Linked DNA regions of Homo sapiens: region 1 is linked to region 2. Evidence: chromatin loops called from intact Hi-C (ENCODE). Cell type or tissue: gastrocnemius medialis. All regions are shown on one strand. Region 1 overlaps NDUFA8 (NADH:ubiquinone oxidoreductase subunit A8). Region 2 has its middle 6.1 kb from the start of TTLL11.

The links. Hi-C counts contacts between places; a loop is a spot of excess contacts. Peaks named below come from ENCODE experiments on the same cell type or tissue, not always from the same donor. Only the 100,000 strongest peaks of a DNase experiment are listed, where the experiment ranks them.
Region 1: it touches region 2 in a loop (5-fold over the local background); 14 of 110 quality-filtered maps call a loop at or near these places.

The regions. Positions count from the first base shown.
Region 1 is chr9:122,149,415-122,153,414 of GRCh38, reverse strand. It overlaps NDUFA8 (NADH:ubiquinone oxidoreductase subunit A8), which reads left to right. Exons shown (of 4, transcript NM_014222.3): 2 at 1,007-1,170. Among named protein-coding and RNA genes, the nearest start is that of NDUFA8, 8.4 kb to the left of the region's middle. In gastrocnemius medialis, a CTCF peak has its summit at 1,874; a DNase peak (open chromatin) is centred at 1,784; H3K27ac peaks cover 2,544 bases.
Region 2 is chr9:122,097,378-122,101,377 of GRCh38, reverse strand. No RefSeq gene overlaps it. Among named protein-coding and RNA genes, the nearest start is that of TTLL11, 6.1 kb to the right of the region's middle. In gastrocnemius medialis, a CTCF peak has its summit at 1,902 (motif pointing left); a DNase peak (open chromatin) is centred at 1,887; H3K4me3 peaks cover 399 bases; H3K27ac peaks cover 1,099 bases.

The DNA of each region.
Region 1 (4,000 bases), 52 kb before region 2:
GATGGACTATTACTAGATGGACTATTACTAGATGGACTAGATGCTCTTTGTGATCTCTTCCAGCCTCATCTTCTGTGACTCCGTAGTCCTCTGGGAGTTTTATTTATCCTTTAATTTAATTTAATTTAATTTAATTTTTTTTTTTTTTGAGACAGAGTCTTGCTCTGTCACCCCGGCTGGAGTGCAGTAGCATGATCTTGGCTCACTGCAACCTCTGCCTCCTGGGTTCAAGCAATTCTCATGCCTCAACCTCCCTAGTAGCTGGGATTACAGGTGTGCACCACCACGCCCAGATACATCTCTAGTATCTTTACTAAAGACAAGCTTTCACCATGTTGGCCAGGCTGTTCTTGAGTTCCTGGCCTCAAGTGATCTGCCTGCTTTGGCCTCCCAAAGTGCTGGGATTACCTGTATGAGCCACTGTGCCCAGCCTTATATATCTATTAATTTTATTCCAGCAGCAGAAACTCAGCAAAGCTCTCCAGAGTTGGTTCCTCTCCCTGCATCCCAGAAGACTCCATCCTTCTCTACACCCCTTTTCTCTCTACCATAAATAAAGATTCTATTAGGGGTGCCATTTCTTCTGCTCTAAAATGGGAATATTAATCTCTTCATGAGACTATTGTAAAAGTGAAGAAAATAATATATGTGAAAGAGCTTTGCGTTCTCTAAATCACCATAGATTTTAAAGAATCGCTGGGCGAGGTGGCTTATGCCTGTAATCCCAGCTACTTGGGAGGCTGAGGCAGCAGAATCGCTTGAGCCTCGGAGGCCGAAGTTGCAGTAAGCCGAGATCGCGCCACTGCACTCCAGCCTGGGGAATGGGAGTGAAACCCTGTCTCAAAAAAAAAAAAAAAAATTATTATTATGACAGTGTTTAATTTTCTTGGTAAAGTCAGAACAGTGCTACTTTTGTGTTCTCTATTCTGACCCGCATGAGGTAAAGCTGAGAAAGTGGTATTCTGGTTCACAGTCTGTGGCCTTTGTCCCATCTTTCCTTTCCTAGGTGAAAATTAGTTCTGCTGTGCTTAAAGCTGCGGCCCATCACTATGGAGCTCAATGTGATAAGCCCAACAAGGAGTTTATGCTCTGCCGCTGGGAAGAGAAAGATCCGAGGCGGTGTTTAGAGGAAGGCAAACTGGTCAACAAGTGTGCTTTGGACTTCTTTAGGTAAAAATCTTTGGTATCAGTGCCTACTTGGTTGAAGCATAAAGGTTTAAATGAATAAGTGAACAGCCAGCTAATAATCTGGATTTTATTAGGAAGTACATAGGCTTTGAAATCAGACCAAGGTAAAACATTCAAAGGATGATAATTATTTTTGGTTTTGTTTTTATTATCTGGCAAGTTCTTTTATCTCCATGAATCTCAGTTTCCAAATTGTAAAATAATACCTATCTAGGTTTGCTAAGCAAGTGACTGGTGACCATTTTTGCTACAGCAAGGGGAAAGTCTTTTTGCTGTGAAAAATTTGAAAAGGCACGTAAAACAACCTATCACAGTCCTTTTTAAGCAGGCATTCACTAGGTTGTTGTCATTACTACAGAACACAGGTATGATGGAAAGAAAACTGTATGCGGAGTTAGGTTTTACGTAGGTCATTGTGCATGATACTTAAGTAAAAAAAAACTAAGCTGTGTAATTGTAGGAAAATGTTTTAACAAGCATATTAGCACTCTATTTAAAAGGAGAGAAAGTCAACTCAAAGGAAATTGGCTCTTGTAACTCTGAAGTCCAGAAATAGGCCTGGCATCAGGCAGGGCTGGATTCAAGGGCTTAAATAATTTCACAACTACTTGATGTCTTTTTGCCTCTCCTCTTTTCACAATCTCTTAGTTCTGGTTTTCTCTGTTGACCTCATTTTGGAAAGACTCTCACCTTGCTGTACCAAAAATGGCCACCAGCCACTCGAGTTGCTGTTCTGTTGATACTTGCTTAGCAAACCTAGACAAAGTGTGCCCTTTATCCAGAAGTGAGCAGAAGCTCCTGGACTGAGTCTAATTGTCCTGGCTGGCGGACTTCGTATACATATCATTGCATCACTTGTGCTTCAGGAGATAAAAAGCTCTGATTGCTCAGGCCTGAGATGGGGAGTGGACTTAGCTTCATCCAAACCACATTGCTGAGAGACAGGGAGGGGTTGTTCCCAAAGGAAAATTAGAAGGATGTTACGGAAGAATGGGGAATGACTGCTGGCTAGGCAGAAACCACCGATGTCCACTACAATGAAGTTAGAGAAAAAAAATAGATACCTTAGCACAGTAGCTGCTTTCCTCCTTTCTTGCTTCTGCTGTCTCTGTCCCTATGCAAAGATATTTTTGTGGTTATAATCATAGTATGTATACATTGAGAAATTCATTTTTCACTTGATATTATTGGAAACACTCTTCGAAGTTGCTATATAGTCTTCATGATCATCTTTTTTTTTTTTTTTTTTTTTTTTGAGACGGAGTCTCACTCTGTTGCCCAGGCTGGAGTGCAATGGTGTGATCTTGGCTCACTGCAACCTCTGCCTCCTGGCTTCAAGCGAGTCACATGTCTCAGCCTCCTGAATAGCTGGGTCTACAGGCCTGCGCCACTATGCCTGGCTAATTTTTTTGTATTTTTGGTAGAGATGGGGTTTCAGCATGTTGGCCAGGCTGGTCTTGAACTCCTGACCTCAAGTGATCCGCTCTCCTTGGCCTCCCAAAGTGCTGGGATTGCAGGTGTGAGCCACCGCACCTGGCCGTGATCATCATTCTTAATGGTTATATATTATTCCATCAGTGGATAAACCAACCATAACGTACCTGACCAATTCCTGTTATTGAACATCATTGTTGATTTCAGTTTTTGATTATTTTGGATAAATCTGCAGTGATTACCTTTGCGTATAGATCATTTTCATCAGTTAATAATTCCTTGGCATAAATTTCCTAACAGTGAGTTTACTCTATAAAGGGCTTTGAACATCATTATGGCTCTTGAACTGTATTGCTTTTTTTTTTTTTTTTTTTTTTTTTTTGTGATGGGGTGTCACTCTGTCGCCCAGGCTGGAGTGCAGTAGCACGATCTTGGCTTACTGCAAGCTCCGCCTCCCGGGTTCGCGCCATTCTCCTGCCTCAGCCTCCCGAGTAGCTAGGACTATAGGGCACCCAGTACCACGCCCAGCTAATTTTTTGTATTTTTAGTAGAGACGGGGTTTCACCATGGTCTCAATCTCCTGATCTCGTGATCCACCTGCCTTGGCCTCCCAAAGTGCTGGGATTACAAGCGTGAGCCACCGTGCCCAGCAAATGCTTTTGTTTTTTAAATGTTGGATCAATTTATGCTGTCCTCAGCGCTGGATTCTGGTATGCATAGTATTTAAATATTTGGGAGGTGCAAATATTTTTGGATGTTTCAATTTGCATTGATTTGATTGCCAGCGAGATTGAGTCTGTGTGTGTGTTTATTTAAACAATTTTTCTTTTTTTTTTGAGACAGAGTCTCACTCTGTCACCCAGGCTGTAGTGCTGTGGCGTGATCTTTGTTCGCTGCAACCTCTGCCTCCTGGGTTCAAGCGATTCTCGTGCCTCAGCCACCTGAGTAGCTGGGATTACGGGTGTGTGCCACCTGCCTGGCTAATTTTTGTATGTTTAGTAGAGATGGGGTTTCGCCATGTTGGCCAGGCTGGTCTTGAACTCCTGGCCTCAAGTGATCCGCCTACCTTGGCCTCCCAAGGTGCTGGGATTACAGGCATGAGCCACAGCATCCAGCCTAAACAATTTTTATTTTCTAAGAGAACTTTTGCAAAGCATTTTTTCCATGGTCCAGTGGTAGTACATTTTAAGCGGGGAATGTTTGGATTTCACAAATTCCCAAGGTGAATCCATAGAGGAATTTCTCACTGCTGAAGTTGCTGGTTGTAGGCATTAGTAGATAATTGTTAGGTATGGGTAACAGGGTCCAGAACAGGGATCCATGCTACTAGAGTAGTGGCTTGCAGCCCGTCTGCTGCTGCTGCATTTTGGAGGAATAT
Region 2 (4,000 bases):
ATCTCTGTCACCCAGGCTGGAATGCAGTGGCACGATCTCCACTTACTGCAACCTCTGCCTTCTGGGTTCAAGCAAGTCTTATGCCTCAGTCTACTGAGTAGCTGCGACTACAGACATGTACCACCACGCTGGCTAATTTTTGTACTTTTAGTAGAGATGGGATTTCGCCATGTTGGCCAGGCTGGTCTCGAACTCCTGACCTCAAGTGATCTGCCTGTCTCGGCCTCCCAAAGTGCTGGGATTATAGGTGTGAGCCACTGTGCCGGCAGTGAAGGGGCTTGTTCTGACCCTGAGCTTGCCAGCCTCTGCATGTCTTTACCACACCCCTCCTGCCCACACCCAGCACCCCCTTACGTTCCCTAGTTCACCTGTCAGGGCCTTTCCCTGAGTGATCGGTTCTGCCAGGCGCCCTGCTCTTGTCCCTGTCCCCTCTTCTGGGACGTCCCTCCTTGACTTCCACGCACAGCATGGACACATGGGTGTGCAGAAGTGGAAAGGGGTACTCGGTGCACAGATATCATATGGCATTTTGCAAGCCATGAAGCAGGGCCCCACCCCAGTGGGCTGTTGGTCACTGTGGGTCCCACTGTCTGCTGTTGTGTTTGAAAATAGCCTCTGGCCTTATGCCTCTCCACCTAAGCACATAATGTATGACGTGGGTTCTTAAAACTTGGAATCAGTTAAAATGTATCTTATTTTAAACAAAACTAATCCATGCTATTAGAAGTCAGGAAAGCAATTACCCTAGGGTGGGGCTTCCAGGGTGCTGGGGATGTTCTGATTTTTGATCTGGGTGTTGGTTTCTTCGGTCTTTTCAGTTTATGAAAATCCATCGAAGTTTTCTGTGTGTATATTACCCTCCAATAAAAATGTCAAAACTGTTTTGTTTCGGTAATTTCCTCTTTCACCCCTATATCCCTTGACATACCTGTAGATACAGAACTGTAAAACCTAAGGCAACAATGCCCAGGCTAAATAATTCATAATCCAATTCCATAAGTGCCATTTACTCTGTGCTGGGCCCTGTGCTGGGGGCCCAGGGGACTGAATCAACCACAGCCCAGTCCTCCAGAAACTCCTGGTCTGTGGGGATGGGGAAATGCAGCCTAGCATGGGGTGGAGAGGTCATAAAAGCAGATCCAAGAGGAGGGGATGTCACTGCTTTCTAGAGAATCATAAAGCCAAGAGGGACATAGGGGCATAACAGAGATCAACAGGTTACTTGAGGGTTTGGTATATGCCGGCCGTTTCTGTTCTAAATGCTTTTCCATGTGGTGGCTAACTTAATCCTCAAAGTAACAGGAACACCGGGAGGTAGGTACTATCATTTTCACCTTTTCACAGTGAGGAAAGAATCACAGAAGAGCCAGGTAACCTATCTAAGTATAATCAGCCAGAAAGTGGGAGAGATAAGACTTGAACCCAGGCTGTCAGCTTCAGAACTCAACTCGTGCTCAGCCTCCAGGCTAAACTGTGCTGTGGGGAAAATAATGTTCAGTTAAATGCCCAAATACACAACGAGGCTCGACATACAGATGTGCTCCATGAACAATGGCTACTACTGACAATAAGAAAGAAACAACCTATTAGAGAAAAAGTTAACCTGAAACTGAACATGACGCCTTTTGCTCATTCATTAAGATCGGCCACGCCGCCTTCCGGGAACTGGATGCCCCCGGGAGCTCAGCCATACCCTAAGAAAAGGAGATTTTGTAGCTGGGCCTGAAGGATAAACTGAGCGGATTGGGTCAGGTGAGCTGTGAGGGAGGGTGCACCCAGCAGAGAGAGCAATAGTGGCAAAAGCCCAGAGGTGCAAAAATGTGTGTGTTTGCAAGCTTAGCTGGGCAGAGCTCGCGATTCAGAGGCGCTTCAGCCTTCTCCCTCTTAAAAACTGGACCTCGGGCGCCACCTGGTGGCGACCTCTGATACTAATAGGGCAGAAACAACCAGCTGGGGCAAAAGTTCCCCACACCCTTCTCTCCTGGACCATTTGTTCCTCCTGTCTCTTTCCCCACAAATGGATTTGCTGTAAAATGGACTTTTACAGCTGTTAACGTCAATTTAAAAATTTAAAAAGTCAATTGACTTTGACAGCTGTAAAAGTCCATTTTACAGCAAGTCCATCTGGGGGAAAGAGACAAGGTGTTGGGATGTGGATGGGATGGGAGTGGTGAAGACATGGTGAGGTCAGTGTCAAAACAAGCCCCTTCCCGGCCGATCGCAGTGTCTCACGCCTGTAATCCTAGCACTTTGGGAGGTCGAGATGGGTGGATCATTTGAGGTCAGGAGTTTGAGACCAACCTGGCCAACATGGCGAAGCCCTGTCTCTATTAAAAGTACAAAAATTAACCCGTGTGGTGGGGAGTGCCTGTAGTCCCAGCTACTCGGGAGACTGAAGCATGAGAATCGCTTGAACCCAGAAGGCAGAGGTTGCAGTAAGTGGAGATCGTGTCACTGCACTCCAGCCTAGGCAACAGGGTGAGACCCTGTCTCAAAAACAAAAACAAAACAAGCTCTTTCCCATATAGCTTCAGGGGTCCCCAGGAGGGTTTTAAACAGAGGACTGACATGGTCAGACTTCTATTAGAGAAAGAACACTCTGAGCATTGAGAAATAACAACTAAGGTAAAATTTTAATTTAAAAGTACATTGATTTTCCAGTTATTAAGGCAACGCGTGCTCATTGTAGAAAATGTGGAAATTATAGAAAAGAATAAAGAAGAAAATAAGTCACCCTTAATTCCATCACCCAGAATAACCACTACTAATATTTTGGCATATCTGCCTCCAGTGTTTTTCCCTGCATATAATTTTCACAGAGCTGAGGATTAAACTCGCTGGTGTTTAAATGTATGTTGAGTATTTTTGTGGACAAAGTCTTGGTGTGTGAATAAGTGTGGGTGTTGGGAGCTGGTGCTGGTGTCAGACCACTCTGAGTTTGAATCCTGTCTTTGCCTTTACTAGCTGTGACTTGGGCAAGCGCCTTCTCTTCTCGGAGTAGTAGCCATTTCCTTCACCATCTGTAAAATGTGATTAACAATGGGACCCATCCCAGAGCTGGTTTACAGATTAAATGACATGATGTATGCAAAATGCTTAGGACAGTGCCTGTCGCAGAGAGGTTACTCACCAGTAACAGATTACTACCTAAAGCTTTGTCTTTCCGACTCTTATCAGCAGTCTCTAGAAATGAGATTGATTTCAAGGTTCAAGGATATGAAGAGCCACAAGGTTGTTACGGTTTGCCAAAACTGAGTGGAAAATTTTAAGCAAGATCTCGTGTCTCCGGCACCACAGCTGTTCTCATTTGTCTCTATATTCTTCCAGGCCCTGTTTACGCAGAGCACTTTTTAAGCATTGTAATTGCAATGCTTGCACCAGTTCCCTTAATGTTACATCATCAACATTTTCCTAAGCGGCTGAAGCTGTCATTGACAGCGTTTGCTATCATTCACTTAACCATTTTTTAATTGTTGACTATCTGGGCAGTCTAATTTTTCATTCATTCATTCATTCATTCATTCATTCATTCATTCAACAGTTCCAGAATGCCTACTCTGTGCCAGGCACTGAACTAGGCACTAGGATATTGTGGTCAGCAAGAACAACACACCCTTTATATTCTGGCACCCAGACTCTGGCTGGCAAGACAGGCTATAACAAGTAAACAAACAAGTAACACTCCAACTGTAAACTATGGTGAGTGCTGGGAAGGAAAAGGAGAGAACTCCCGGAGAACTTTATTTTCACATTTGTGTATTTTTTGGAAGTAATCCTAGTCCTGAAATCTAACCTGCTTTTGCTTCTTAGCAGACACAGCTAAAGCTTTTCTTGAAGAAGTCTCATGTGGGTTTGGATTTTCCACTAACACATTTTAGAATTTCCTGAGAAGTCAAGGGTGCCATGGTATTCAAAGACCTGACAGTCGGGCTCAAGTGGGCCTTGTTTCCTTTCTTTTCTCCCTTGCTCAGAGGCTTGTATTTCAACTGGTCCAGTCTGC